2 separate regions of the Homo sapiens genome follow, and region 2 is linked to region 1. A link is a loop called in an ENCODE intact Hi-C map of the cell type or tissue named here. Cell type or tissue: A673. All regions are shown on one strand. Each heading gives the region's core, and the rest is flanking DNA. Links, peaks and the distances in the headings are about the cores only. Region 1 has its middle 15 kb from the start of TBPL2. Region 2 has its middle 65 kb from the start of KTN1-AS1.

What was found. Peaks named below come from ENCODE experiments on the same cell type or tissue, not always from the same donor. Only the 100,000 strongest peaks of a DNase experiment are listed, where the experiment ranks them.
Region 2: a loop joins it to region 1, with 2.6 times the contacts of the local background. A loop is called at or near these places in 2 of 110 quality-filtered maps.

Annotation. Positions count from the first base shown.
Region 1 is chr14:55,447,304-55,463,256 of GRCh38, reverse strand. No RefSeq gene overlaps it. Among named protein-coding and RNA genes, the nearest start is that of TBPL2, 15 kb to the right of the region's middle. RefSeq lists enhancers at 14,373-15,572, 15,337-15,837. In A673, for the core only: no CTCF peak of the experiment used is centred there; a DNase peak (open chromatin) is centred at 8,526; H3K27ac peaks cover 1,849 bases.
Region 2 is chr14:55,507,442-55,523,394 of GRCh38, reverse strand. No RefSeq gene overlaps it. Among named protein-coding and RNA genes, the nearest start is that of KTN1-AS1, 65 kb to the left of the region's middle. In A673, for the core only: no CTCF peak of the experiment used is centred there; a DNase peak (open chromatin) is centred at 8,234; H3K4me3 peaks cover 1,051 bases; H3K27ac peaks cover 1,156 bases.

The DNA of each region.
Region 1 (15,953 bases), core at 4,296-12,295:
CAAAATTTGAGGGAAGTCTTATATTTGGAGATGGGATGAAGGAAGGATGGATAGATGACGAAGGAGTATAAGGACACTTCCAGGTGAGATGGATATACTCATTACCTTGACGGTAGTGATGGTTTCATGGTTATATACATATAGCAAATCTTATCAAATTGTGACATTATATTGTATGTCAATCGTATCTCAATTAAGCTGCAATAAAAGATAAATAAAAAGGTATGCATATAAAACTCAGAAGCTGGGCTGGGCGTGGGGGCTCATGCCTGTAATCCCAGCACTTTGGGAGGCTGAGGTGGGTGGATCACGAGGTCAGGAGATCGAGACCATCCTGGCCGACATGATGAAACCCCGTCTCTACTAAAAATACAAAAATTAGCTGGGCATGGTGGCACATGCCTGTAATCCCAGCTACGCAGGAGGCTAAGGCAAGAGAGTCGCTTGAACCAGGGAGTCAGAGGTTGCAGTGAGCCAAGATCGCGCCACTGCACTCCAGTCTGACAACAGAGCAAGACTGTTTCAAAAACAAAACAAAAAAAAAACACACCTCAATAGTTTATCAACTTATGTTATTTGTAAGTCTATGGGGAAACAGGTACTCTCATACAATGCTGGTGGGAATGTAAAATGTTACAGCCTCTAGGGGAGAAATTTGACAATATCTAGCCAAATTACAAATGTGTTTTCTTTGGCTCAGTAATTCTGTTTCTAAGAATCTGTACCAAAAATACATGAGCAGAAATACAAAATGACATTTGCACAAAACTGTTCATTGAAGCACTAGTTGTAATAACAAAAGACTGGAATCAATATAAACGTACGTCAGCAGAATATTGATAAATGATGGTACAGCTATGTAATGAAGCAGTGCACAGTTGGAAAGAAGTGAGAAAAGTCTCTATATACTGCTATGGAATGATCAAGATGTATCGTTAAGTGAAGATAACAAGTTCTCAAACATTGAGAATATTCTACCTTTTGTTCCTGGAAATTCTCTATATCTTGATCTGGGTGATAGCTACACGAGGTGTATAAATGTGTAAAACTTCACTGAGCTGTACATTTAAGATGAGCACACTTTACCATATATAACATCCTAATAAAACATTTTTTTAAACTAGATAGGAGCAAATTGAGGAATGCATGGAAGAAGAAATGGAGACAATGAGAATTTTGTCTATGCAAAGGCAGGACTAGCTAGAGAGAATGTAATGTCAGAGGAAGGTTTTTCTTTCCTTCCTTTTCTCCCTTTCTTCTTTCTTCCTTTTTAAAATGGGACTTAAGCATATCTCAAAGCTGATGGCTGATGAGAAAGAGCAATTGAAAAGTAAGATTGAGTCTATATAAGAAAGAGAAGGTGGGCCAGGCACAGTGGCTCACGCCTATAATCCCAGCACTTTGGGAGTCCGGGGTGGGCGGATCACAAGGTCAAGAGTTCAAGACCAGCCTTGCCAACATAGTGAAACCCCATCTCTACTAAGAATACAAACATTAGTCAGGCGTGGTGGTGCGTGCCTTTAATCCCAGCTACTCGGAAGGCTGAGGCAGAAGAATCACTTGAACCTGCAAGGAGGAGGTTGCAGTGAGCCAAGATCATGCCACTGCACTCCAGCCTGGGCGACAGAGCAAGATTTGGTCTCAAAAAAAAAAAAAAAAAGAGAAAAAGAGAGAAGGTATAATCAATACTACAAGGTGTTTGGAAAGTTGGGAGGGTATGAGAGTCAAAATTCCCCAGAAAGGTATTGTTCTTAGATGGGGAGAAACATTTTTACTGTCCCAACAGGGGAGAAGGAGGCTAGAATGGGGATCGCTATAGGGAGTTTTCAGAATTAGGAACACCAGGCCCTAAAGGAGATAGGGCATGCAGAGGGAGTGGAGGGAGGTGGTTGTGGAATCCAGGAAGCAGAAAAGCCTTGGAATAGTCATTACAGTGAGTAGGAGAGTAAAAAGTAAGCTGAACAGGGAAATATAGAAGGATCATCAGCTATTAGTTGGGTTTCACCAAACCCAACTAAGAGATAGGATAGAAAGGGCCTTTAGATCATTGACCAGGTATGTTACTAAAACAATGTATCATGCAGTCTAAGGTGATAAGCAGGAAATCAAGACAGCAGGAGACAGAATGATTAGAAGTAAACAGAAGTCCGCAAGGATTGGAGTTCCAGTGAGGTTGACAAGTGGTTGTACTGGGACTGGTTGAAAGCAGGCTGGCAGGAAAAGATGCTGTGGCCAGAAAGGGAAAGCTTGAACTGGTGATTCCGGGCATGTTGGGTGATGGTAGACCCCAAAATGGCCATGGGTTTGGAAGGCTCATGTGAAATGGAGGCTGGGCGTGGAGGTTCATGCCTGTAATCCAAGCACTTTGGGAAGATGAGGCAGGAGGTTCGTTTGAGTCCAAGAAGTTCCAGACCAGCCTCGGCAACATAACGAGGCCCTGTCTCTACTAAAAAATAAAATGTTAGCCAGGTGTAGTGGTACATGCCTATAGTCCCAGCTGCTTGGGAGACCAAGGTGGGAGGATAGCTTGAGCCCAGGAGGTCAAGGCTGCAGTAAGCTGTGATTGCATCACTGCCTCCAAGCCTGGGCAACAGACCCAGGTCCCATCTCAAAAAAAAAAAAAAAAAAAAGAAACAAAAAACTAAAATAAAAAGAAATAAAAATGAAGTGAGATGGAGATCCCCACCACACACAGATTAAAATCTGAGCCAGCAGTTCCCAAAGTGTTTTCTACAGAACATTGCTTGACAAAGGGCTTATGCACTAATGACACATTATTAAAGTTCTGATATATCTTGAATCAAAGAATCCTATTTACTGTGTTTAACCAAATATTCCCTGAACCTTTGAATTACTAAATTTTTTTTGGTTCAATATTTATCAGCAGTCTTCTAAACTAATGTTCTTCCAAACACACTTTAGCAACTTTCTGCTTTGCATGTAACCTGCTGAAACTCTAACATTAATGGAATGAAGTGAATAATTATCACAGCAAGTGATCATTTTTTAATATCTGGGTTTTTTTTTTTTTTGGTTTGTTTTTGTTTTGTTTGAGACAGAGTCTTGCTCTTTCACCCAGGCTGGAGTGCAGTGGTGCAATCTTGGTTCACTGCAACCTCCGCCTCCCGAGTTCAAGCGATTCTCCTGTCTCAGCCCAGTAGCTGGGATTACAGGCATGTGTTACCACACCCAGCTAATTTTTTTTGTATTTTTAGTAGGGATGGGGTTTCACCATGTTGGTCAGGCTGGTCTCGAACTCCTGACATCAAGTGATCTGCCCGCCTAGGCCTCCCAGAGTGCTGGGATTGCAGGCATGAGCCACTGCACCTACCCTTTAATATCTGCCTTAATGTATTTTGATATGAAAATATGATTTGCCTAGCAAAAGCATGTAAAAAAGTACAACATATGTTTCATTAGGATAATAATGTTAGGTTTACCATAATTTGCTATGAAGATAAATAACAACAGTGTTGTATTAGATCATTAGAGTTGGGATTTAACCATGATTATCTTAGTCCTTCATTAATACAACTATTTTGACCATTAAGTAGCCTTCTCTTAAAACTAGTTACATTCCTGCTACAGAAAAGGCATTAAATAATAAAGGTTCTGATGTCAATCCCATCAAATATGTATTTCTATTCTTTAAGCCTCATAAGAATTCTACCACATATAGTAAGAAGAGTAAAGAAGAGCCATTAAAATTAATATAAAAGGTCTCCATTTTCTTTCACTTCATTTCTCGGACATTTAAGATCAATAACAAAAATTAGGTACCTGATGTAAACTGTTTTAATGCTGTTGCTGCCCCTCTCTGAGGAAGAATTAATACTTCCTCTCCGCATTGACATTTTGCTTAGCCAATGAAATGTGAGTGGAATTGACTTGGCTCACTTAAAAGCAGAAGCTTTAAAGAGCCAGCTTATTGTTCGCCCATGTCCTCTCTCCCTCTGCTACGAGAGCAGCAATATTCCAGGTAGAGGCTGCTCCGTCAGCCTGAGTCCCTGAATGAAGGGGATATGGAGCAGAACTTCAGGTGATCCTGAAAGGACACGTGTTATGAGCAAGAAATCAACCTTTATTCATGTTAGCTACCAAGATTTGGGTGTCATTTTTTACCATTGCATGACTCAGCCTATTCTGACTAATACAGAAATCACATTGTCCACCCTATATTCATTTCCAAACACTAGCAACTGTTAATGAACACAAATAGAAGTCATCACCAGAAGCATAAAATTCCCTCCACAGAATGTCTAGAACAGTGATGGCAAATTGACTTAATCTCTCATATCAGCTCTAATGAACTCATAACGATGGCCTGAGTCAACTCTATAGAGAACGGTTCTGAAACCATGACCTTGCCTGGCAGGAAAGAGTTATCGTATTTATTAGTATGTTTCCAGTAGAAGGAGGGGTAATAAGCTGTCCATCCCTGGCCCATGAGGCACAACCTGTCCTCACTATCATTTCTGTTTTTTTCTGATTTTGTACAGGAGGCATTGTTTTTTAAATATACCCAGAAATAACAGAAACTAGTGCATAAAACATTTAGGCTAATAAATAATTTCATTTAACTGATGAAAGGAAGAGAAAAAAAGTGTTACTATCAGAGCTGACCACAGAATTCCTCCTCAGCAAGAGAACTGTCTTTGTTAGAAACATCTCTAGTGGACTTTTTAGTTATTAAGATGGCCCTCTAGACCAGGCCTGGATGGTTGGCCTGGGGAGGAAAATAGTGAAACTTTTATATCAGAAATGCACAGTGATTTTTGGAGTTGGAGCTGAATGAGCCATGAAGAAGCAGGGAAAATCCCAAGAAGAGGGCCAGAAGGTGTCCCACTGCATGGCAGGAGGCTGTGGGGAAGGCAGGACACAGGATGCGCCCTCAGAGGACAGAAAGGCTGAGGACTTTTGAGAACTGGGATGGTTGAGTATGCAGTTCAAAGTGTTTTACCCTTCTATTCTGTAATCTAACATCCCTAACCATGACCACACATGCGCACACATACAAACACACAATTATGGGTTGAATTGTGTCCGCTGAAAATTCATATGCTAAAGTCCTAACCCGCAGTGCCTGAGAATATGATCTTATTTGGAAATAGGGTCATTGCAGATATAGTTAATTAAGATGAGGTCATAGTGAAGTAGGGTAGACCCCTAATCCAATGTTACTGTGGTTATACAAGGAGGAAATCTGAACACAGACACTCACACGGTGACAGCCATATGAAGACAGGAGTGATGCTGCCACAAGCCAAGAAACTACCAGAAGCTGGAGGGGAGACCTGGAACAGATCCTTCCCTAGCACCTGTTAGAAACAGCATAGCCCTGCAGACACCTTCATCTCAGGTGTCTAGCTTCCAGAACTGTGAGACAATGAGACAAGAAATTTCTATTGTTTAAGCCTCTCAGTTTGTGTTACTTTTTATGGCAGCCCTAGGAAATTAACACATATGCACATGCACAAACATGAATGCACACACACTTATGCACACATATGCACGCACACACACATGCACACACTCATACGCACACACACTCATGCACAGACACATGCACACATGCACACACACTCATGCACACACATGCGTGCACATACACACACCGGTGCCCAAATCTTCATTAAAGCTTGCACCACACGCACAGCCATGACCAGTGGCAGTCTGGAGACTGAGGGGTTTGTATGGGAGTTGAGTAAGTACATAGGCTATGCAAAAGGAACGAGATATGCAGAGGCAGAGCCCAGAGTAGATGCCAGAAAGGCAGTGGAAGCAGAGACTCGTGGCAGAGGGAGCACAGGTTCCTTTCACATGCCCCACTAGCAAGAATTCTCAGAGCTATTGGGCAAGTATTGAGACGGAGCAGGGACCCCTCTTAAGGGCTTGCAGCACCCTCCTCCACCCCCAACCCCAAGCAGGGAAATAAAATCTTGAGTTCCTTCAAGGGAATTTACAGTCACCTAGCTAGCCTTGACAAGTAAATGAGCAATTTGATAAGCAAGACGGTAACAGTAGCTTAAAACAATAGCCAAGGAAGTTAGAGTCACACGAATATTTGGTTCCCAAGAGAAACTAAAGATAACACCTTAGCATATATTCTTGAGTTGTTTTTCAGAATTTGGACCTCCACTAAATGGGTACACTGGTACAGAGACCTCTGATAAGGGGGAACTGAGGACTGAACTCCGACCGCTGTTCTAAACTTCTTTCTGAGGCTCCGGAGGTGCCGGGATTGCAGACGGAGTCTGGTTCACTCAGTGCTCAATGGTGCCCAGGCTGGAGTGCAGTGGCATGATCTCGGCTCGCTACAACCTCCACCTCCCAGCCGCCTGCCTTGGCCTCCCAAAGTGCTGAGATTGCAGCCTCTGCATGGCCGCCACCCCGTCTGGGAAGTGAGGAGCGTCTCTGCCTGGCCGCCCATCGTCTGGGACGTGAGGAGCCCCTCTGCCTGGCTGCCCAGTCTGGAAAGTGAGGAGCATCTCTGCCCGGCCGCCATCCCATCTAGGAAGTGAGGAGCGCCTCTTCCCGGCCGCCATCCCATCTAGGAAGTGAGGAGTGTCTCTGCCCGGCCGCCCATCGTCTGAGATGTGGGGAGCGCCTCTGCCCCGCCGCCCGTCTGGGATGTGAGGAGCGCCTCTACGCGGCCGCGACCCCATCCAGGAGGTGAGGAGCGTCTCTGCCCGGCCGCCCCGTCTGAGAAGTGAGGAGACCCTCCGCCCGGCAGCCGCCCCGTCTGAGAAGTGAGGAGCCCCTCCGCCCGGCAGCCGCCCCGTCTGAGAAGTGAGGAGCCCCTCCGCCCGGCAGCCGCCCCATCTGGGAAGTGAGGAGCGTCTCCGCCCAGCAGCCACCCCGTCCTGGAGGGAGGTGGGGGTCAGCCCCCGCCAGGCCAGCCGCCCCGTCCGGGAGGGAGGTGGGGGGGTCAGCCCCCCGCCCGGCCAGCCGCCCCGTCCGGGAGGTGAGGGGCGCCTCTGCCCGGTCGCCCCTACTGGGAAGTGAGGAGCCCCTCTGCCCGGCCACCACCCCGTCTGGGAGGTTTACCCAACAGCTCATTGAGAACAGGCCATGATGACAATGGCGGTTTTGTGGAATAGAAAGGGGGGAAAGGTGGGGAAAAGATTGAGAAATCGGATGGTTGCCGTGTCTGTGTAGAAAGAGGTAGACATGGGAGACTTTTCATTTTGTTCTGTACTAAGAAAAATTCTTATCCTGTTGATCTGTGACCTTACCCCCAACCCTGTGCTCTCTGAAACATGTGCTGAGTCCACTCAGGGTTAAATGGATTAAGGGCGGTGCAAGATGTGCTTTGTTAAACAGATGCTTGAAGGCAGCATGCTCGTTAAGAGTCATTACCACTCCCTAATCTCAAGTACCCAGGGACGCAAACACTGCGGAAGGCCGCAGGGTCCTCTGCCTAGGAAAACCAGAGACCTTTGTTCACTTGTTTATCTGCTGACCTTCCCTCCACTATTGTCCTATGACCCTGCCAAATCCCCCTCTGCGAGAAACACCCAAGAATGATCAATAAAAATAAATAAATTAATTAATTAAAAAAAAAAAGAAGTTAAAAAAAAAAAAAGATAAATTTCTTTCTGAGGGGCCTGGAGGAGATCACACCCAAGAGCCAAAACTAACATTATTTTCTGCCGATCCCAAATGTTTAGACAAAGCTCCACCTCCTTAACCAATCACAAATCAGCAAATCTTTGACTCCACCTACGACCTGTGGGTGCCTGCTTCAAGATGTCTCACCTTTTATACAGGTCAAACCAATGTATATCCTGCAAGTTTTTTGTTTTTGTTTTTGAGATGGAGTCTCACTCTCACCCAAGCTGGAGTACAGTGTTGCAATCTTGGCTCACTGCAACCTCCGCCTCCCAGGTTCAAGCAATTCTCCTGCCTCAGCTTCCCAAATAGCTGGGATTACAGATGCATGCCACCATGCCCGGCTGATTTTGTATTTTTAGTGGAGACGGGGTTTCAACACATTGGCCAGGCTGGTCTCGAACTCCTGGCCTCAAGTGATCCGCCCTTCTCGGCCTCCCAAAGTACTGGGATTACAGGCATGAGCCACTGTGCCCGGCCAGCCTTCCTGTATTGGTTTATGATTTTGCCTGTAAGCTCTGCCTTCCTGCCTTTAAAAATCCTTACCTGTAAGCTCTTGGGGAGTTTGGGTCTTCAGCCTGAGCTGCCTGATTCTCCTTGCTTGGTGCCAGGCAATAAATGCCTCACTTTCTCTCGCTGCAATCCCGATGTCAGTGTTTGGATTTTTGTGCCAGGCAAGTAGACCTAGTTGTTTGATAACAGTATTCGGGGTACCTACTGCATAATGTCAAGTGGGTGTCTCTGGTTCAGGCAGTGAGTAGTGTAAGTAACGAGCGATTGAAGGCAAAATGGCTCGCTGCCTGTTTCCGTACAAAAGCAGCCCTGGCAACAATCCAGACTGATCTGTCCTTGGCCTATTCATTATTCTCTGCGCAGTGATAATGAGTTTACTGCTTTGTGGGCTTTTAGGTAAGGGGAAGAGATGAGCTTGGCTTAATGCCTGCTGACTCATAAGACGCAGGGGCCCTGGCCTGCCTCTGATGGGATGCATGCACTTAAATCAGGAACAATTTCTATTTCCTCTCCAGCAAAAACGCTGCGAGGGGAGGCTAGTCAAGCATGCAGAGCTGGAGACCTAGGAACTCTATCTCTGCTTCTGGGGACTGGGGGTAGAAAGAAGGAAAGAGCAGGCACAGTCCTTCCTCAAACCTCCCCTTTAGCTGCTCTACAAACATGCTGCCGCTAAAAAGCATTAGAGCTGCTGCTGATTCCTATCAGGAAGGAATTATACTAAGCACGCCTAGCATTTATGAAAGGCTGCCTATCTTTTGTTAGGCATTATCTGGATGCAAAAGCGAATCAACAACCTTCCACTCCTTAAGGAGTGTGCAATCCAGAAGGGAGTGTAAACAATGAAATGTAGGACAAGGTTAAATGAAACACAGGCCAAATTGTTATGGGCATTCAGAAGAAACACTGTGTCTTAGCTTTGTCTTGGGAGATCAAGGAGGGCTCCACACAGAAGGTGGCATCTGAAGGCTAGGAAGGATTTCCGAAGACAGAGAATCGAAAAATAACATTCTCAGCTGAGGGAACTATAGGAACAATGATACTCAGAGCTTTTTCAGAGCCTGGAAGTGTCATTTGGGAACTGAAGATGGGAAGGTTTATGTTTGTTTGCCCAGGCTCAGGAATTTGTGTTTTATTCTAAACTCAGTGTGGAAAACAATGCAGATTTGCGGAAGCATGGAGTGAGGTAAACTTTACATTTTAGCAAGGTGATCTGGGTTCTAGAAATGTACCTGAAATTTACTAAGCCCCTGAGCATGGCTAGGCACTATACTAAAACTTTTAGACATTGTCTCTTTAGGCAATTGCTTTTAATGTCCTTATTTTGCAGATGGGAAGACTGAGGCTGAGTGAGATTAAACATCATGGCCAAAGTTAACTTCCGTTAGCAGGTCCTAACATCACAGGTTTTGCAGCCAGTACCACTTACAGTTACTGTATCGAAGTCTTTTTTTTTCCCCAAGACCAATGTAAAGATCAAGGCTATATAAGAGGACGCTTTTTTTTCTTTTCTTGAGACAGAGTCCCCCTCCGTCATCCAGGCTGGAATGCAGTGGTGCAATCTCGGCTCACTGCAGCCTCCACCTCCTGGGTTCAAGTGATTCTCCAGCCTCGGCCTCCTGAGTAGCTGGGATTATGGGTGCCCACCACCACACCCAGTTAATTTTGCATTTTTAGTAGAGATAGAGTTTCACCATCTTGGCCAGGCTAGTCTCGAATTCCTGACCTCAGGTGATCCTCCCACCTCAGCTTCCCAAAGTGCTGGGATTACAGGCATGAGCCGCCGCACCTGGCCCCATTTTATTCGCTCCTTCCAATACAAGCAAACCTAGGGATACAACCAGAAAACTGCCACGTGAGGCTAAAATATGCTCTTGCTCCTTCAGAAAACAGCACAAGTTCATCAGCCCAGAAAGTTCTCAAACATTCTCAGGACAAGGGACACTGAGTCCAAAGCCTATACTTTTAGCCACAGCACTATTCTGCCTCCCAGTATACAGTCCTAGTATGGTACTTTTCAGCAGAAATCCCATATGTCTTCCAATATTCTTTAAGACAGTACTCTTGAGGCTAAAATATTCTAAACAAAGAGCTGAGTTTCCAACAAAAAGTGCTTTAGAAAACTGAGTTGCACAGAGAATGGGGTGCATAGAAATCTGGGGCATGCACAGCCAAATAACTTGGGTCTGTAAACATTTATCAGATTATTTTAAAGTGATTTTGCAACATTTCCTCATCAAATGCCTTACAGTTCTGGAAAAGGGCAGATATAAGAATTCCTTTATCACTTGGTCAGGTTTACAGATGGAGACACCAAAGCAATGAGAGTTTTAAGAGGCGCTCAGAAAGTCAGTAATCTCAGCACTTTAGGAGGCTGAGGTGGGAGATCATTGAGCCCAGAGTTTGAAACCAACCTGGGCAGCAAAATGAGACTCTATCTCTACAAAAAATTAAAAAATTAAAAATTAAAAAGTCAATAGCAGGGCTAAAGAGAAATCTAGATTCCTGATCTTGAAGCACATGGTTAAATCGAAAAATCATATCTCCATGGGCATCAAGGAGATAGAAATGGGGATGGAAAAAAGGCACTGTCCTTTCTCTTAAAAGTAATATGCACTTTTATAAAATACTCTTTTTGTAAGAAGTAAAATATAAATGTTCATTGTAGAAAATTTGGACAATACCAAAAGTTCAAAGAAGAAATGAAACCCACCAATAAGCTCGGTACCCAGAAATATCCCCTGTGAATGTTGGTATATTTCCATCCAGGAGTTTATGTGCTGTTATCATTTAGAGACAGACAGCCCTTCCATTCTACTCCATTTTCTGAGAGCAGGAATCTGAAAGGTAGATCTCAATCAATAATTGATGCCCCCACTGCATGCCCAGCACTATGCCAGGCACCATGGGGTCAGAAGGAAGACTGCACTCCTCACTCTAAGAGGCTACAGTCAGTTAAAGAGATAATACACAGACCCAGAATCAGGGAGCTGGCAAGAGCATCATATGAGCAAACTGGCTGCAGGAATTCAGAAAAGGAAAGCTGGCTGGGAGAGGCTTAATGGAGGAAATGATCTGGAGCGGAGGTATGAACAACGTTTAGACTCAGGATTGCAGAAAGAAGGAGAAATGCACTCTGGGGTTGAGCAGGTGGAAGATGGGACAAAAACAGCATGGACCAAGGACAGTTGGCTTGGTTCCTAAGGATATTGGCCTGGGTTTAGAGATTAGAGGGTGTGAACAGAGGCCCTAACATCACAGGTTTTACAGGCAGTGCTACCCACAGTTACTGTACCAAAGTCATTTCTTTTCCAAGACCAATGCAGAGATCAAGGCTATATACGAGGATCCATTTTATTCACTCTTTCCAATTCAACCAAACCTAGGCATGCAACCAGAAAACTTCCACGTGAGGCTAAAACATGCTCTTGTTCCTTCAGAAAACAGCACAAGTTCATCAGCCTGGAAAGTTCTCAAACATTCTCAAAGCTGATGTCCAGGAAGTGCTAGGTCAGGGCATGTGCTATAGGAGGGACCACAGGGGAAATGATCGTACAAAATCATGGCACAAAGTCAAAACCCAGCATGCACCAGCCAAATCCTGCACATATGCCAAAAACTGAATTCTGCCACCTTAGTAACACTGAAAAAAAATATATCCTGGGTAAGAGGTGGTGTGATATCTGAGAAAATCCCAAGGTTGTATCTTGGCAGCTCTATTCCCGGTGTGACCTTGTGCAGTGACTTAATTGCTTTGCCCTTCAATTTCCTCATCTGTAAAATGAGGATAATAGCACCTGCCTCATACTTCTGATGTAAAGATTAAATGAAGTAATGTATACAAAGCACCTTACACCACATCTGGCCATTGAGTAAGCCCTGGGTAAACACTGGTTCCTCTTCTTTTCTTCCCACTAGTCTAATATTAGAAAGCCAGATCAAAAGGGTCAGTGTGATTTGGGGAAACTAAAAAACAGAATATGATGCTAATAAGGCTTGAAGCCTCAGACCACATTCAAGGTCTCCAGGGCATTGGTAATGTCCAACTTCTTTACATGGCTCTAAGGTTCACATCTGTCTGAGATGTCACAGCTTGATCAAGGCCTCCTCTATACCATATTCAGCATAAAGTGTTTTGAGACAGGATCTATAATAGGATGCTGGAGTGAGGCCAGCATAGTTGCCCTGAAACCCTGCCTCCTGCCCCCAGCTCAGGTACCAAAGGAAGGCGACATGGGGTATTGAAACAATTTCCAAAGGTTTAGCTCACATAAGCGGAATAGAGACAGAGAAGGGAAAGTCCTCAACCTAGAACACAGATTAATTACCAGGGAGCCAGAAAAAGCTAATAATCCTAGTTGACAGGCAGCCAAATGACTTGGGGTAGCTCATTTAGAGTGTGGGTGTTATGCAGCCCAGAAGACAAACACGTGTAAACAACAGCAGGTAAAACATGAACCAACCTACTTAGCAAGTTAGATCAAGAATCTATTGATTGCCAAGTCTCTTTGAGTCCTGCAACACACTTCCTCTCTGTCCCTTCTGTTAAAGCAAACTAAATATGGCCCAAGAAGGACCCCATACTTCTATATTTCAGTCCCTGTGGACGAACTGTAACCTAGCTTAATAGGCAGACAAGATTGAGAACCTAATTTAGTAGTATGTGCCTGTAACAATAGCTGAGTCTTGGCCAATCCCAGCAGCCATGCTTCAACCACTCATAGACTGCTGAGTGTTCAAACTGTGTTCAAAGAAGGCAAATGCCAACCTGTAACCAATCCAACTGTTTCTGTACCTCACTTCAGATTTCTGCATGTCACTTCCCTTTTTTGTGTCTATAAATTTGTTCTGACCACCAGACATCCCTGGAGTCTCTCTGAATCTGCTGATTCTGGGGGCTGCCCAATTCACGAATCGTTCATTGCTCAATTAAACTCCTTGAAATTCAATTCAGCTGAAGTTTTTCTTTTAACACTTCATTCCACTGTCCCTGCCCTAGTTCAGGCCCATATTACCTCCTGTTAGCTCAGGGACACCTTCATTTTCTGAATACACAACTCAACAAGTTCTTCACTGATCATCAAATAAAATCTACATTTCCTAACCTGACATTCAAAACCCTCCATAATATGATCCACATCTTAAACAACACATTCCATTTCAGGATCCTTATGCTTCAGACAAACCAAAGCCAACAAACCTAAGCCTTTGTATTTTTCCACCTCAGTGTCTTTGCTTGAGCTGTTGTTTCACAGCCATTCTCACGTATTCTTTGTGTTAGTTACCTAGGGCTGCTGTAACAAATTACCACATCCCGGGTGGCTTAAAACAACAGAAATGTATTCTTACAAGTCCAAGATCCAGATGTCAGCAGGGCTAGTTCCATCTGGCAGCTCTGAGGGGCAATCCGCTCCATACCTCTCTCTTAGCTGCTGCTGGCTGCTGGCAGCCCTTGTCATTCCTTGGCTTGGGGCTGCCAATCTCTGCCTGTCTTCACATGTGTGGCCTTCTTCTCTCTGTGTCTCAGTGTCTCAAATCTCCCTCTGCCTTTGTCATATAAGGACACCTGTCATTGGATTTAGGGCCCATCCTAAATCCTGGGTGGTCTTATCTTGAGAGCCTTAATTACATCTACAAAGTCCCTTTTCTAAGGTCACAACCACAGGTTCCGAGTGGATATGTCTTTCGGGAGGCCACAATTTAACCCGTATACCCTTTAAGACCTTGGTCTCTTGCTGCCTCCTTTATGAAATATGCCTTGATGTCTAGCCCCAGGAAGGAATTTCTCCCTCCTATGAACTGCCAAGAAACTCAACTGAATTTGACTTTGTGATATTGTGTTTGTATGAACAGCTTATCTTTGAGTGAGTTGCCTAACTTCTGTAGGCCTCAATTCCTCATCTTTGAAACAGAGATGATTATTACATTTATTTTTAGCATTATTTTGGGTTTTGGTTTTTTTTGTTTTTGTTTTTTGAGATGGGGTCTCTCTCTCTGTTGCCCAGGCTGGGAGTGCAGTGGTGTGATCTCAGCTCACTGCAACCTCCACCTCCTGAGTACAGGCAATTCTCCTGCCTCAGCCTCCCAAGTAGCTGGGATTACAGGCATGTACTACCATGCCAGGCTAATTTTTGTATTTTTAGTAGACACAGGGTTTCACTATGTTGGCCAAGCTGGTCTTGAACTCCTGACCTCAGGTGATCGGCCCACCTCGGCCTCTCAATGTTCTGGGATTACAGGCGTGAGCCACTGTGCCCAGCCTATAGCATTATTTTGATAAAAAGAAGTTTTAACGGACTTAGAACACTAGCCAGACATAGCAAATCATCCATATGTGCTATTATTATCCTTATCTTTATTATCATATATTGTCCCTACTATATTGTAAGTTCCTTAAAGATAGTCATCTTTGCAGCCTTCATGGATTCTAAAAAGTATCTCGCACAGAATCATGGACGAGCGAACATATCAGGGAGAAGGAGGGAATGACAGCTAAGTCATCTTGAGATAGTCAATACAGGGACATGTTTGGAAATGTCGTGAAGAGTGACTCCTCTATGCAACATTCAACCAGCAGGAAAGTACTCAGGTCTTCCCCGAAGTGAAAAGTCTTGGTCAAAACTCCCTGCCAACAGTTTTCCCTTTGATTTACAAGCAGGACAACTTGGAGAGTTGCCAGTCTGGTGTTTCCAAGTACAGCATATCCAAAGAATTCCTTTCATAAACAGCATCATTTGCTGATTTGTCATCATGGTAATTATATTTTATTATTCCCACTGTACACTGTACCTCTTAGCACTGATGTGGTTCTGAAATAGAAGTGAAAAAAAGGGGATAGGGGAGGGGCTGACTCCCAGGCTTAAGGGAAGAGTGACTCAGTGGCCCTAGGGAGCCTCTTCTCAGGAACTGGGTAGGTGTGCTGACTCACTTCTGCCTCCGGCCTCCTCCCAAAGGTTGCTGCTTCTCCAGGACCTCACAGGAGCTGTGGAAGCCTTTAGTGGTGGCTCTGGTAATTCTCTACACACACCATAATCTTCCCCTACATAATCCCATGAGCTATTTTATAAAGCTGCCTTCTAGAAGGCCAGTGCTCTAGATACGTGGTTCAGACCGAAGTCTTCTAGAAGATTTTTAATTTTTATGGGTACCTAGTAGATGTATATAGAAGATTTTCATTGTTAGTACAAGTACAAACACATACAAAAATCCATTCCTAGTCAGGTGCACACAAAGTGGAGTTCAGGCCAGGCATGGCACTTTGGGAGGCCGAGGCAGGCGGATCACCTGAGTTCAGGCGTTCGAGACCAGCCTGACCAAAGTGGTGAAACCCCGTCTCTACTAAAAATACAAACAAATTAGCTGGGTGTGGTGGTGTGCACCTATAATCCCAGCTACTCAGGAGGCTGAGGCAGGAGAATTGCTTGAACCCAGCAGGCAAAGGTTGCAGTGAGCCAAGATCGTGCCACTCCACTCCAGCCTGGGCGACAGAGTGAGGCCCTGTCTCAAAAAAAAAAAAAAAAAAGTGGAGTTCAGAGCAGACAGAAGCTGAAATCTTCATCCATATTTTCCCAAGCAAATACGGTAAAACCTAATCTCCCTGTTTTGCTGTGCGTGGCAGGAGACAGGTAGCTACTGTCTGGGATCAGACATCCCTGATGTGCTCAGCGTGGAAAATGGTAAAGCAACTCTCTCCTGCCCAGAATCAGTGCTGATTGATTGGTTCTGTTTCCATGAAACAACTGCCAAAACGATGCTTATAAATAACACTTCCCAGTTATAATATGCTTTCTAAAAGAATGCATTATTTATTGTAGAAACGCTGTGATGGAATA
Region 2 (15,953 bases), core at 4,640-12,639, 60 kb before region 1:
GTTCATCCAGGTTGTTGCAAATAATAGGATCTCATTCTTTTTTAATGACTGAGTAGTGCTTTATTGTCTATATGTACCATATTTTCTCTACCCTTTCATCTGGGTTTTTTTTTTTTTTTGGTTTTTGGTTTGTTTGTTTTGTTTTGTTTTGAGACAGAGTCTCCCTCTGTCGCCCAGGCTGGAGTGCAGTGGCACAGTCTTGGCTCACTGCAACCTCCACCTCCTAGGTTCAACTGATTCTCCTGCCTCAGCCTCCCAAGTAGCTGGGATTACAGGTGCCTGACACCATGCCTAGCTAATTTTTGTCTTTTTAGTAGAGACAGGGTTTCACCATGTTGGCCAGGCTGGTCTTGAACTCCTAACCTCAGTGATCCGCCCACCTGGGCTTCCCAAAGTGCTGGGATTACAGGTGGGAGCCACCGCACCTGGCCCATTCATCTGTTAATGGACACTTAGGTTGCTTCCAAATCTTGGCTATTATGAACAGTGCTGCAAAAAACATGGGAGTGCAGGTATTTCCTCAATATACTGATTTTCTTTCTTTTCGATATATACCCAGCAGTGGGATTGCTGGATCATATGGTAGCTATATTTTTAGTTTTTTGAGGAACCTCCATACTGTTTTCTATAGTGGTTCTACTAACTTACATTCCCACCAAGAGTATACAAGGGTTTCCTTTTCTCCACATCCTCAGCAGCATAAATGCCATTTTAACTGGAGTGAAATGTTATCTCATTGTAGTTTTGATTTGTATTTCTCTGATGATCAGTGATGTTGAGCACCTTTTCATATGTCTGTTTGCCATTTGCATGTCTTCTTTTGAGAAATGTCTATTCAGATTTTTTCCTACAGAGTTGTTTGAGCTCCTTATATATTCTCGTCATTAATCCCTTGTCAGATGGGTAGTTTGCAAATATTTTCTCCCATTCAGTGGATTGACTCTTCACTTGGTTGATTGTTTCCTTTGCTGTGCAGAACCTTTTTAACTTAATGTAATCCCACTTGTCCATTTTTGCTTTGGTTGTCTGTACCTATAGAGTATTACTCAAGAAAATTTTTGCCCAGATCAATGTCCTGGAGAACCTCCCCAATATTTTCTTGTAATAGTTTCATAGTTTGAGCTCTTACATTTGAGTCTTTAACCCACTTTGATTTGATGTTTGTATGTGGCAAGAGATAGGGGTCTAGTTTCATCCTTCTGCATATGGATATCCAATTTTCCCAGCACTATTTATTAAAGAGACTGTCCTTTCCCCAATGTATGTTCTTGGCACCTTTGTCAAAAATTAGTTCACTGTAGGTGCATAGATTTGTGTCTGGGTTCTCTGTTCTGTTCCATTGGCCTACATGTCTGCTTTTATGCAAGTATTATGCAGTTTTGGTTACTGTAGCTCTGTAGCATAATCTGAAGTAAGGTAATGTGATTCCTCCAGTTTTGTTCTTTTTGCTTAGGATAGCTTTGGCTATTTTGGGTCTTTTGTGGTTCCATTTAAATTTTAGAATTTTTTTCTATTTCTGTGAAAAACATCATTGGTGTTTTGATAGGGATTGCATTGAGTCTTTAGATTGCTTTGGGTAGTATGGACCTTTTAACAATTTCAATTCTTCCAATCCATGAACATGGAATATCTTTCCATTTTTTTAATGCCCTCTTCAATTTTTTCATCAGTGTTTTATAGGTTTGCAGTTTTCATTGTAGAGCTCCTTCACTTCTTTGGATAAGTTAATTCTCATGTATTTAATTTTATTTGTGGCTATTGTAAATGGGATTTTTTTTTTTTAATTTGTTTTTCAGATTGTTCACTGTTGGCATATAGAAATGTTACTGAATTTTGGCTAGGGGCAGTGGCTCATGCCTATAATCCCAGCACTTTGGGAGGCCAAAGCAGGTGGGTCACCTGAGGTCAGGAGTTCAAGACCAGCCTGGCCAACATAGTGAAACCCCATCTCTACTAAAAATACAAAAATTAGCTGGGCATGGTGGTGCACACCTGTAATTCCAGCTACTCAGGAGGCTGAGGCAGGAGAATTGCTTAAACCTGGGAGGCAAAGGTCGCAGTTAGTCAAGATTACACCACTGCACTCCAGCCTGTGTGACAGAGCAAGACTCCATCTCAAAAAAATGCTACTGAATTTTGTATGCTGGTTTTGTATCCTGCAACTTTACTAAGTTTGTCAGTTCTGATAGTTTTTTTGGTGGAATCTAAATTTTCCAAATATAAGATCATATCATCTGAAAACCAGGATAATTTTATTTCTTCCTTTCCAATTTGGATGCCCTTTATTTTTTTCTCTTGCCTGATTGCTCTAGCTAGGACTTCTAGTACTTTGCTGAATAATGGTGCTGAAAGTGAGCCTCTTTGTCATGTTCCAGATCTTGGAGGAAAGACTTTCCATTTTCCCCATTCATTATGATAATAGCTGTGGGTCTGTTGTAATTGGCTTTTATTATGCTGAGGTATGTTCCTTCTATACCTAGTTTGTGGAGGATTTTTATCATGAAGCAATGCTGAATTTTATCATATGCTTTTTCAGCATCAATTGAAATGAACATATGGTTTGTGTCCTTCATTCTACTGATGTGATGTATCACATTGATTGATTTGCATATGCTGAAACATCTTTGCATCCCTGGGATAAAGCTTGACCATGATGAATGATCTTTCTAATATGTTGTTGAATTCAGTTTGCTAGTATTTTGTTGAGGATTTTTGCATCAATATTAATCAGTGATATTGGCCTTTAGAATTAGTGAGCTTGAAGATAGGCTATTTGAAAATGCAGTCAGAAGAGACAAAAGAAAAAAAGAATAAAAAATAATGAAGCATGCCTACAAGATTTCATATATCTATATATATATATAGATGTATATATATAGATGTATGTGTGTATATATATATATATATATATATATATATAGAGAGAGAGAGAGAGAGAGAGAGAGAGAGAGAGAGAGAGAGAGAGTATGTGTGTGTAGTCTTGCTGTGTTGCCCAGGCTGATCTCAAACTCCTGGGCTCAAGCGATCCTCTTGCCTCAGTTTCCCAAAGTGCCAGGATTACAGGCGTGAGCCACCACACCTGGCATAATTCATTCTTCTGCTTGATCAGTTCTGCTATTAAGAGACTGATGCATTCTTCAGTGTGTCAGCTGCATTTTTCAACTCCAGAATTTCTTCTTGTTTCTTTTTTATTATTTCAATCTCTTTGTTAAATTTATCTGATAGAATTCTGAATTCCTTCCCTGTGTTATCTTGAATTTCTTTGAATTTCCTCAAAACAGCTATTTTGAATTCTCTGTCTGAAAGGTCACATATGTCTGTTTCTCCAGGACTGGTCCTGGTGTCTTACTTAGTTTGTTTGGTGAGGTCATGTTTTCCTGGATGGTCTTGATGCTTGTGGATGTTCTTTGGTGTCTGGGCATTGAAGAGTTAGGTATTTATTGTAGTCTTCACAGTCTGGGCTTGTTTGTGCCTGTCTTTCTTGGAAAGGCTTTCCAGGTATTCAAAGGACTTAGGCCCCAAGCCCAATAATGCTGTGGTTCTTGCAGATTCATAAAGGTACTCTGTTGATGATCTTGGATAAGACCTGGAAGAATTCTCTGGATTACTAGGCAGAGGTTTTTGTTCTCTGCCCTTACTTTATCCCAAACAAATGGAGTCTCTTTTTCTGTGCTGAGCTGCCTGGAGCTCAGAGTGGGGTGACACAAGTACCACTGTGGCCACCACTGGGACTGCACTGGATCAGACCTGAAGCCTGCATAGCACTGGATCTCACCCAAGGTTCAATGTAACTACTACCTGGCTATTGCCTATGTTCGCTTAAGGCCCTAGGGATCTATAATCAGCAGGTGGAGAAGACAGACAGGTTTGTGTCTTTCCCTTTAGGGCAGGACCTCCTCCTGGCTCCAGGCAGGTCCAGAGATGTTACTATGGATTAGAGTCAAAAACCTTAGAAATCTACCGGTGTTCCATTCTACTGTGGCTAAGCTGGCCCTCAAACTGCAAGACAAATTCTTCCTGCTCTTTCCTCCCCTTTCCACAGTCAAAGAAGCCTCTCCCAGTGGCCACCATCACCACCAGCCCTTGGGAGTTCTGCCAAGCCACCACCAATGTTCACTTAAAAGTCTGAGGACTCTTCAGTCAGCTTGTGGTGAATGCTGCCAGGAAAGGGACTCATCCTGCAGAGCAATGGGCTCCCCTCTGGCCCAGGGCAGGTCCAGAAATGCCATCCAAGAGCCTAGGCCAGGACTTGGGGACCCCAAGGACCCAATGGTTGCTCTACCTGCCTTTGGGCAAGCTGATACCTAAGGTGTGAGACAAAGTCCCCTTTACCTTTCCCTCTGCTTTTCTCAAGCAGAAGGAGTCTTTCATCATAGCTATGACAGCAGGGAATGTGCTGAGCCTCACCTGAAGCCAGTACATCTCAGAGGCTCACCCAAAGCCCATGGAGTACCTCCTGGGTATTTCTGTTGGTTATTCAGTGCCCAAGGGCTCTTTGGTCAGTAGGTACAGAATGCTGCCAGGACTGGGTCTTTCCCTTCAAGGCAGCGAGTTCCCTTCTGGCCCTGGGTATGTACAGAGATTTATCTGGGAGCTAAGGCCTGGAATGGGAGTCTCACAACTCTGCCCAGTGCCCTATTCTATTGTGGCTGAGCTGATATCCAAGAGACAGGACAAAGTTCTCTTTATTCTTTGCTCTCCTCTCCTCAAGCAGAAGGAAGGAGTCACTTTCTTTGTTGTAAGCTGTGCTGCCTGGGGTTAAGGGAGGGTGGCACAAGCACTTCCTTAGCCACCCCAGCTGGTGTCTCTCTAGGTCACATGCTGCCCTAGTCCACTGGCTCTAAGCCCAACCCAGAACCAAGACTTGCCTAGGAATTGCTGTCAGTATATTTTTAAAGCTACATGTTTATTTGTTCTGGAAGGAGCTTACAACTGAGGCATTAAAATCCTATAAATGTTTATGGTTAAAATGTCATATTTCTGACATCAAAATAAAGAAAAAGTGTCAATTAGCTTTTTCTATTTAAAGAGCCCCTTAATTCTCAAGGACTAGCTGTTTGAAAAGAGGAATACATCTCTATCTTAGAAGGTCTTCACTTTCGCTTTTGAATTCTAAAATCATTTTCATAGACCATCTATATGTCTTCCCATATAATAAGAAATCTTGGGCTGAGTGTGGTGGCTCACACCTGCAATCCCAGCACTTTGGGAGGCCGAGGCGGGCGGATCACCTGAGGTCAGGAGTTCAAGACCAGCCTGGCCAACATGGTAAAACCCTGCCTCTACTAAAAATACAAAAATTAGCCTTGTGTGGTGGCACATGCCTATAATCCCAGCTATTCGGGAGGCTGAGGCAGGAGAATCACTTGAACCTGGGAGGCGGAGGTTGCAGTGAGCTGAGATCGCGCCATTGCACTCCAGCCTGGGCAACAGAGCAAGACTCCATCTCAAAAAAAGAAAAAAAAATCTTGGGAAAGCTGGATTTTTTTTTTCATTTAAATTTTTTAAAATTGTGGTAAAATACATATAACATAAAATTTACCATCTTTACCACTTTTAAGGATACTGCTTGGTAGTGTTAACTATATTTATATTGTTGTACAACCAATCTCCAGAACCTTTTCATCTTGCAAAACAGAATCTTGTAAAAACTGAAACTCTATACTCATTGAACAAGAACTCTTTCTCATATTTTTTCCTATTTATTTATTTTTGAGACAGGTTCTCACTCCGTTGCTCAGGCTGCTCTCGAACCTCTGGGCTCAAGTGATCCTGCTGCCTCAGCCTCCCAAAGTGCTGGGATTACAGGCATGAGCCACCATGCCTGGCCACCAAAAACCCGTCATTTCCCACTCTTTTCACAACCCCTAGGCCCTGACAATCACCACTCTACTTTCTGTAGGTTTGACTACTCATATAAGGGAAATAATACAGTGTTTGTCCTTCTGTGACTGGCTTATTTCACTTAGCACAAAGTCCTCAAGCTTCAACCATGTTGTAGCATGTGTCAGAATTTCCTTCCTTTTTCCATTTGGTGGATTGGTATAAAACATTTTTCCTTCCTTTTTAAAAACTTTAATCTTTCAAAAATTTTTTACCTTCCATTCCACCTGTGAAAAAACTTTAATCTTTTAATGTGTTATTATAAAAACTAACTTTAACCTGTTTTTGTAAAAATGAGAAGGAAGATAGAAATGCTCTGCTCTGAAAGCAAGAGAGTCTTTCTTAGTTAACAGTAACTATATACATGCATTACTTAACAATAAGGATACGTTCTGAGAAATGTGTCATTAGGTGATTTCTTCTTTTTTGTTTTTGAGATGAGGTCTCACTGTGTCACCCAGGCTGGAGTGCGGTGGTGCAACCTCACTGCAAACTCAACCTCGCGGGCTCAAGCAGTCCTCCACCCCAGCCTCTTGAGCAGTTAGGATTACATGCCATCATGCCTGGCTAATGATTTCTTCATTGTGGAAACATTAGGGTGTACTTACACAAACCTAGAGGGTATAACCTACTACACCTAAGCTATGTGGTATGGCCTATTGCTATGGCCAAGGCTACAAACCTGTACAGCATGTTACTGTACTGAATACTGTAGGCAACTGAAACACAATGGTAAGTATTTGTGTATCTAAACATAGAAAAGATACAGTAGAAATATGGTATTATAATCTTATGGGACCACTGTTATATGTCTGTCATTGACCAAGATGTCATTATGTGGTACATGACTATATATGTACACACATGCATACACGCATAGAATGTGTGTATTAACAATATAATTGACACTATAGGATAATGGAGTAAAGAGATTCAGAGGCAACTTTTCAGGCATCGAATAATGCAAAGACTTACTGTTTGGAGAGGAGAGACACTAAAAAACCTGAAGCATTCCAGGATACACTGGTCCCATCACCTTCCCAAAAAAGCAGTATAAAGAGCATGATTTCTTTGTCCATATATGCTAGACAGAGGGCAGAGGTCTCCTCAGTAGCCCTGTCCTACCCTGGGGACTTCCTTTCCTATCAAGACTATACAGAGAAGGGTGACCCCAGGGTTCCAACCCAGCTATCAAGGGATACTTTTGTTTTCAGGATGATGACAAAATTTAACAGCAATTCATAACTTTACATATATTAGTCCCATTACCATGTCCAGGGTATGAAAGAGAAAATTCATCAGTTGCTCCGCTGCAAATTATTAGATTGAACTCTTAAATTGCCAATGGTTTACTGTTTTGACCTACAGAACAGCCTTTTCAACCTAACAGAATCTTACCTCTTTTTTTCTCCATCTATCAGAGAATTAATGTAAATACGTTCTTCTTTTATAACAAAAAGCATAACTTAGCAGTTAGGAGTATAGGCAACAGGTTCAAAAAGACCAGGATTTGAATCCTGGCTCGGTCTCTGTGTGTGAACTTGGGCAGTTTCTTAACCTTTCTGGGCCTCCCAGCCTGTAAAACGCAGGTAAGAACAATGCCTCCCTCAGATGGTTGTGGTGGGGTGGAAATGACATGAGATGCATAAAGTGTTTAGTACAATGCCTGGCATGTAGTCAGCTCTCGATATCAGCTCTTAGTATTATCACAACGACAACAACAACAACAACAACAAAAATAACGAAAAGTTTCACAGATAATGGCTTGATAGGGTGAGGTAACCGCATGTGATGATGGGACTCAGTTCCCCTCCTGTTAGTTGATTGGGATGAGGGATCCTGAAATCATGGCAAAGCACAGCAGGGTCCATGACTCTTCCTGGCTAATTTCCAGGGCAGATCCGGGCCCCTTCTCCAACCCTGCTTGCCTTTCTGGAGTGCTGCATCCTCCAGAGATGGAAGGGCCGGCCATCGTATGTCAGTCTGATTTCTGCACTTCAGTGAGAGAACACTGTGGAATGGAGGGAATAAATGACTCTCAGCTGCAGTTTTCGAGTTTTCTGTCTCTCTGGAAATCAGCCGGCTCCCGCTTGCTCCATTTACTGTGTACCAGCCAATACAAAATGAAATGCTCATGTCGTAATTTAAATTACGCGTATCCCAGAGGAGCCCCATGCAAAGCGCACATCGGTGTTTAACAATCTGCGAGCCCGATCTCGGAGACAGTTTAGAATAATCCACTCCTCACTGCTCAAAGGCTGCAGGCCTTCTCCAAGTCAGAGCTTGTCAACTGAGGACATGAAAGAGCTGCAGCGCAGCAGAACAGCAGATCACATTCGGTGAGCTGCCCCACTTGCACTCTTATTTGTGCATTACAGGATCGGAGAGGCGGCATGCCACAGTGGGTGCAGGGGCAGTCTCGCTACACGGACTGGGTTTGATTTGGCTTCACCACTCACTAGCTGTGTGACCCTTGGCAAGTCACCTGACCTTTCTCTGTCTCCATTTCCTTAGCTGTAAATTGGAGAACATAACAGAAGCTGACTCATTACTGGTGTTGGAAGGATTACAGGAATATATACAAAGCACTTAGGAAACATTAAGTCTAAGCATTTACTACTCTTGTTACTTCTTTTCATGTACATTGTTAAAAGGAGATAGATTAGTCAGATCCAGATGTATATAATGTAATTTTAGAGGTCTTTTACTGTGGTGAAATATATATCAAATTTAACATTTTAAGCCTACTATTCAGTGGCATTAAGTGCATTCATACCATTCTGCAGCCACCACCACTATCCATCTCCGAAACTTTTTCATTATCTCTTTTTTTTTTTTTCATTATCTCAAACTGAAACTGTTCACATGTATTCCTCCTCATTGTCCCCTGCGCCCAGCACCTGGTAATCACTGCTCTACTTTCTGTCCCTATGAAGAAAGACATCTGATTATTCTAGGTACCTTATATAAGTGGAATCATACAGTATTTGTCCTTTGTAACTGGCTTTTCACTTAGCATAATATCTTTAAGGTTCATCCATGTTGTAGCATGTTTCAGAATTTTATTCCTTAAGGCTGAATACTATTTCTTTGTATGTTTACATCCCATTTCATTTATTCATTCATCTTTCCATGGGCATTAGGGTTGATTACACATTTTTGCTACTGTGAATAATGCCACTATGAACATTGGTACACAAGTATCTGTTTGTGGTGGACCAGATGAGGCAAATGTGGTGCATATATACCATAGAACACTATGCAGCCATAAAAAAGAATGAAGTCACGTCCTTTGCAGCAACATGGCTGCAGCTAGAGGCCATTATCCTAAGTGAACTCATGCCGGAACAGAAAACCAAATACCATATGTTCTCACTTATAAGTGAGAGCTAAACATTGAGCACACATGAACACAAACATGGAACAATAGACGCTGGGGACTACTTGACGGGGAGGGCATGGTGGGGGATTGAAAAACTACCTGTTGGCTATTATGCACACTACTTGGGTGACAGAATCATTCATACGCCAAACCTCAGGGATAGGCAATTTACCCATGTAACAAATCTGCACATGTAAACCCCTGAACCTAAAATAAAAGTTAAGCTGGGCGCAGTAGCTCATGCCTGTAATCCCAGCACTTTTGGAGGCCAAGGTGGCTGGATCACTTGAGCCCAGGAGTTCAAGACAAGCCTGGGCAACATGGCGAAACCCTATCTCTACACAAAATACAAAAATTAGCTGTGCGTAGAGGCATGGACCTGTAGTCCCAACTACTCGTTGCGAGTGGGTGGTGGGGCGGGGTGGCGGCGGTGGTACTGAGGTGGGACGGTCACTTGAGGCCGTGAGGTCAAGCCTGCAGTGAGTTGTGATTGCGCCACTGCACTCTAGCCTGGGTAACAGAGTGAGACCCTGTCTCAAAATACATAAATAAATAAAAGTTATAAAACAAACAAATATCTGTTTGCATCTTTGCTTTCAACTTTTTTTGATATATACCCAGACATGGAATTCCTAGATCATATGATGATTCTATGTTTAATTTTCTTAGGAACTGCCATACTGTTTTCCACAGTGACTGTACTGTTTTACATTCCTACCGGCAACACACAAGGGTTCCAATTTCTCCACATTCTTGGGAACACTGTTTTTTATTTGTTTATTTTTTTTTTAGTAATAGCCATTCTAATGGGTGTGAAGTGGTATCTTACTGTGGTTTTGATTTGCATTTCCCTAATAATTAGTGATGGTGAGCATCTTTTCATGTGCTTATTGACCACTTGCATATCTTCTTTGATATAATGTAATTTTTAGATACACATTTCCTAATTGTTAATCTAAAATAATATTAATGAGACTTAATCAATCTATTAGAATGTACTGGCTTCTACTATGTGACTGCCTAATACCCCATGTATACACCTGGCCTGGATATATAGCAACCCCAGCAGGGCAATGTCTTTTATTTTTTACTCAACTAGTTATCGTAGCCAAGGTGACAATGGCGAAGTCTCCCATGTAGAGGGAGTAGGATGGAGAATCTTCCAGATAGCCCAAAATTTGAAGTGGTTCTCTTCCTCCTGAAACTTCCAGCAGCCGCAGTGCTTGCAGAAGGCACTTGATGGCAGCTTTCAGGGGCATTTCCTGGCAGCTGTGGCAAGGATTTTGCAGAATTAGAATGGCATGTATTATAACCAGAGCCATAAAAGTACAGTTCTTGGATACTCTGTACTTTAAATCTGCATTCTGAGCAATTTTAGACTTGGGAACCAAGGATTCCTTGCAATTAGGGTTCCCATTTTCAACAGCAGAAAGTAATGCAGTCATCACTTGGCACAGGATACACAGGCAAGTTTGAAGACAAGCAGAGAAGAGAATGGCCCAGAACCAAGGCACATACTTCCCGTAGCCACAACTGCCTTAGGGTCTCACCAATATCTGAAGGATACAGGATCCCAGAGTAATTTATTCATAAATGCCTTCAAGTTATTCATCATATATGAACACACAGCCTGCTATGTGCCAGACACTATTTTGGGCTCACATTGGTGAACAAAACAAAGTCCCTATTATCCTAGCACTTATATTTTATTGGTTAGTAGAAAATAAATGATCAAAAACATATTATTTGAGCTGGAGATAAGCTGGAGATTATTTGAGCTGGTGGCTCATGCCTATAATCCCAGCACTTCAAGAGACCAAGATGGGAGGATCCCTTGAGCCTAGGACTTCAAGACCAGCCTGGGCCACATGGTCAGACCCCATCTCTACAAAAATAAATAAATAAGAATAATTTTTTTTCAAAAAGTAAAGAGAAATGAGTCGCAATTAATTATGCCTGAAAATTATTATAACTCTATACACAGTATATAGTTATACCTAAGCTATACCTGTACATAATTCACTCCATAGTATAGAGTCAATCCTTTTAACTAACCTTTCTCTTGTCTTTCAAAGCCCTAAGTTAAGAATGTCCACAAGGACTAGGCACAGTGGCTCATGCCTGTAATCCTAGCACTTTGGGAGGCTGAGGCAGGTGGATCACCTGAGGTCAGGAGTTTGAGACCAGCCTGGCCAACATGGTGAAACCCTGTCTTTACAAAAATACAAAAAATTAGCTAGGCCTGGTGGTACACACACCTGTAAACCCAGCTGTTCGGGAGGCATGAGAATCGCTTGAACTTGGGAGGCTGAGGCTGTAGTGAGCCAAGATCACACCACTGCACTCCAGCCTGGGCAACAGAGCAAAACTCTGTCCAGAAAAAAAAAAAAATGTCTAGAAGGATTATTAAAAGTACTTATCTGAACCTGAGAGCACCAGCCTATGCCCAGAGTTTATGCACCAAGCAAGCAGCCCTCCCAGAATGGAGCCTGAGGTGAAAAATAGTGAAATAGAAGAGGCACCGTCATATGAAAAAGGAAGAGGTTGAAGGAAAAAAAAAAAGCCAAGAGAACAAGACGACAAGCCACACACTGGGAGAAAGTGTTTGCAAAAAGTACACCGGGTGAAGGACTATTATCCAAAATATACAGAACTCTTAAAACTCAACAATAAGAAAACAAAAAATCTGATTTAAAAATAAGCAAAAACCCTAAACAGATACCCCACCAAAGAAGATATATAGATGCCAAGTAAACATATGCAAAGATGCTCAACATCCTATGTCATTAGGGAATTGCAAATTAAAACAATGAGATAACACTATGTACCTATTAGAGTGGCCAAAATCCAAAACACTGACAACGCCAAGTGCTGACGAGGTTGTGGAGCAACAGGAACTCCCATTCATTGCTGATGAAAATGCAAAAGAGTACAGCCACTTTGGAAAGCAGTTTGGCAGTTTCTTACAAAAGTAAACATACTCTTACCATACACTCCTCAGTATTAACCCAAATGAATTGAAAACTTACATCCACACAAAAGCATGCACAAGGATGTTCATAGCAACTTTATTCATGATTGCCGAAACTTGGACCCAACCAAGATGTTTTTCAGTAAGTGGGTGGATAAATAAACGTGATACATCCAGACAATGGAATATTATCTAGCACTAGAAAGAAACGAGCTATCGAGCCATGAAACAGCATGGAGGAAACTTAAATGCATACTACTAAGTGAAAGAAGCCAATTTGAAAAGGCAATATACTGTATGATTCCAACAACATGACCTTCTGGAAAAGGCAAAACTATGGAGACAGTGAAGAGATTAGTGGTTTTCTGGGGTTAGGAGGAAGGAAGGAATGAATAGGTACAGCACAAAGGATTTTTAGGGCAGTGAAACTATTCTGCATGATACTATCATAGTAGATACATGTCATTATACATTTTTCAAAGCTCAAGGAATGTGCAACACCAGGAGTGAACCCTAAGGTAAACTATGGACTCTGGGTTGTAAGGGTGTGTTGATGTAAGTTCATCAATTGTAACAAATGTACCACTCTGGTGATGGGATTGATAGTAGAGGAGCATGTGTGTGTGTGTGTGTGTGTGTGTGTGTGTGTGTGTGTAGGGGATGGGGGTACCTAGGAATTCCGTGTACTCTTGCACAACTTTGCTGTGAGTGTAAAGCTGCTCTAAAAAAAATAAAGTGTATTAATTAAAAAGCAAAAGCAAAATAAAGCCACAGTGCCTGAATTCCTGGCCAGCATTTAAAGAGATTATGGGGATTAACTAAATTCCACAGGTAGAACATTTTAGCCCTTCAAAGAAAATCACTCCTGGATATACTGATGAGGAACTCAGAGAGAGAGGCAATGACCGTGTGGTGGAGCTGGTAGTAGTGGTGATCACGCAGTAACTGACGTCCATCGCCACTCACTGTGCAGCAGGCGCTGCCCTAAATGCTTTGCACTGAGTCCTCACCAACAACCCAAAGAGCCAGAGACTTACACAGCAATCCTCTAAAGTAAAGCTTCACTTTAAAACACGTGCTGAAATTAAGAAACACACTGCAGGCCGGGCGCAGTGGCTCACGCCTGTAATCTCGGCACTTTGGAGGCCGAGGTGGGCGGATCACCTGAGGTTGGGAATTTGAGACCAGCCTGGCCAACATGGAGAAACCCCCGTCTCTACTAAAAATACAAAATTAGCTGGGATTGGTGGCGCATGCCTGGAATCCCAGCTACTTGCGAGGCTGAGACAGGAGAATCGCTTGAACCCGGGAGGCAGAAGTTGCAGTGAGCCGAGATTGCTCCATTGCACTCCAGCCTGGGCAACAAGAGCAAAACTCTGTCTCGAAAAAGAAAAAGAACAAGAAAAAAAAAAAACAAACACACTGCATTGGTGAGGACGTGGGGAAACAAGCAGTACCATACCTACTTGGTAAGTGGGTAAATTCACAGCACCACCTTCTCAGAAGGCTGTTTGGCAATATCTAATCAAATTTTTCACACCCTTTGACCCATCAATTCTAGCTCTAAGTATCTTTTTTTTTTTTTTTTTTTTTTTGAGATGGTGTCTCGCTCTGTTGCCAGGCTGGAGTGCAGTGGTGCGATCTCGGCTCACTGCAACCTCCACCTCCCGGGTTCAAGCGATTCTCCTGCCTCAGCCTCCTGAGTAGCTGGGATTACAGGTGCCCGCCACCACACCCAGCTACTTTTTGTATTTTTAGTAGAGACAGGGTTTCACCAAGTTGGCCGGGATGGTCTTGATCTCTTGACCTCGTGATCCGCCCACCTCGGCCTCCCAAAGTGCTGGGATTACAGGCATGAGCCACCTCGCCTGGCCTAGCTCTAAGTATCTTATGGATATACTAACACCTAATTACAAAGGATTTATGTATAAAGATATTCATTGTAGCACTGATTATAGTAGACAAAAACTATACAAACTTAATCAGAATTGCTAAAATAAAACCAACTGATAATACCAAATGCTGGCAGGCATGCATATATTGCTGGTAGAGAAACAAAGTGGTATAGTCACTTTGGAAAACAGTCTGGGAACTGCTTATTAAATTGAACATACACTTACCATACTACCCAGCAATCCCACTCTGAGAAATAAAAACTTTGTTTACCCAAGAGAAATGAAACTTATGTCCACCCAAAAGCCAGTGCCCAATAATAACAGATTTATTTATAATCCTTCATAACTTGGAACAACCTAATGTCTTACAATTGGCAAATGGATAAATAAACTGTGGTGCAATGGAATTTGTGCAATAGTAGAGTAATAAGAAACAGCCAAACACTGGTACACACAACAACATGGATAAATCTCAGATGCATTGTGCTCAGTGAAAGAAACTGGACTCAAAAGGCTACATCCTGTATGACTCTATTGATATGACCTTTTGAAAAAGGCAAATTACAGGGACAGAAAGCTGATGCGTGGGATACTCAGGGCAGTGGGGAGGAAGTGCGATCCATGCTGTTTGCCAGGGGCTAGGGATGAGTGAAGGGGTGTGTCTACACAGGTGCATTAGGGAGATTTCTGGAGTGATGGAAATGTTCTGCATCTTGACTGTGGTTACATGACTATACACGTGTACCAAAATTCATTCATGGAGCTGTTCGCTTAGAAGGGTGAACCTTACTACATGTATACCTCAATAAACTTGGCTTTAAAAAATACTGGAAATACCAATATCATCAATAAGATGACTGGTTAAATAAATTCGAATACAGGCCGGGTGCGCTGGCTCACACCTGTAATCACAGTACTTTGGGAGCCTTAAGCAGGTGGATCATTAACAGCTTAAAGAAAGGGTACATTCTTAATACTAAGAATGTACATGTGTGCCGGGTGTGATGGCTCACGCCTATAATCCCAGCACTTTGGGAGACTGAGGCAGGCAGATCTCTTGAGGTCAGGAGTTTGAGACCAGCCTGACCAACATGGTGAAACCCCACCTCTACTAAAAATACAAAAATTAGCCAGGCCTGGTGGCAGGTGCCTGTAATCCCAGCTATTTGGGAGGCTGAGGCACAAGAATCGCTTGAACCCAGGAGGCAGAGGTTGCAGTGAGCCGAGATTGCACGACTGCACTCCAGCCTGGGCAACAGAGGGAGACTCCATCTCAGAAAAGAATATATATAAATACATGTGGGTGATGTGGATGAGTGTCAACTTGATTGGATTGACGGATACAAAGTATTGATCCTGGGTGTGTCTGTGAGGGTGTTGCCAAAGGAGATTAATATTTGAGTCAGTGGGCTGGGAAAGGCAGACCCACCCTTAATCTAGGTGGGTACCATCTAATCAGCTGCCAGAGCAGCTGGAATATAAGCAGGCAGAAAAATGTGAAAAGACTGGCCTAGCCTCCCAGCCTACATCTTTCTCCCGTGCTGGATGCTTCCTGCCCTCGAACATTGGACTCCAAGTTCTTCAGTTTTGGAACTTGGACGGGCTCTCCTCACTCCTCGGCCTGCAGACAGCCTATTGAGGGACCTTGTGATTGTGTGAGTTAATACTTAATAAACTCCCATATATATTCCATTAGTTCTGTCCCTCTGGAGAACCCTGACTAATACAATGTGGTATCTCTGAAAAGATATATATGAAGATAGAAGCAAAAATTCCCTCTGCCGGGGAGGACTGGAGGACTAGAGGTCAGTGGTCAGAGAGA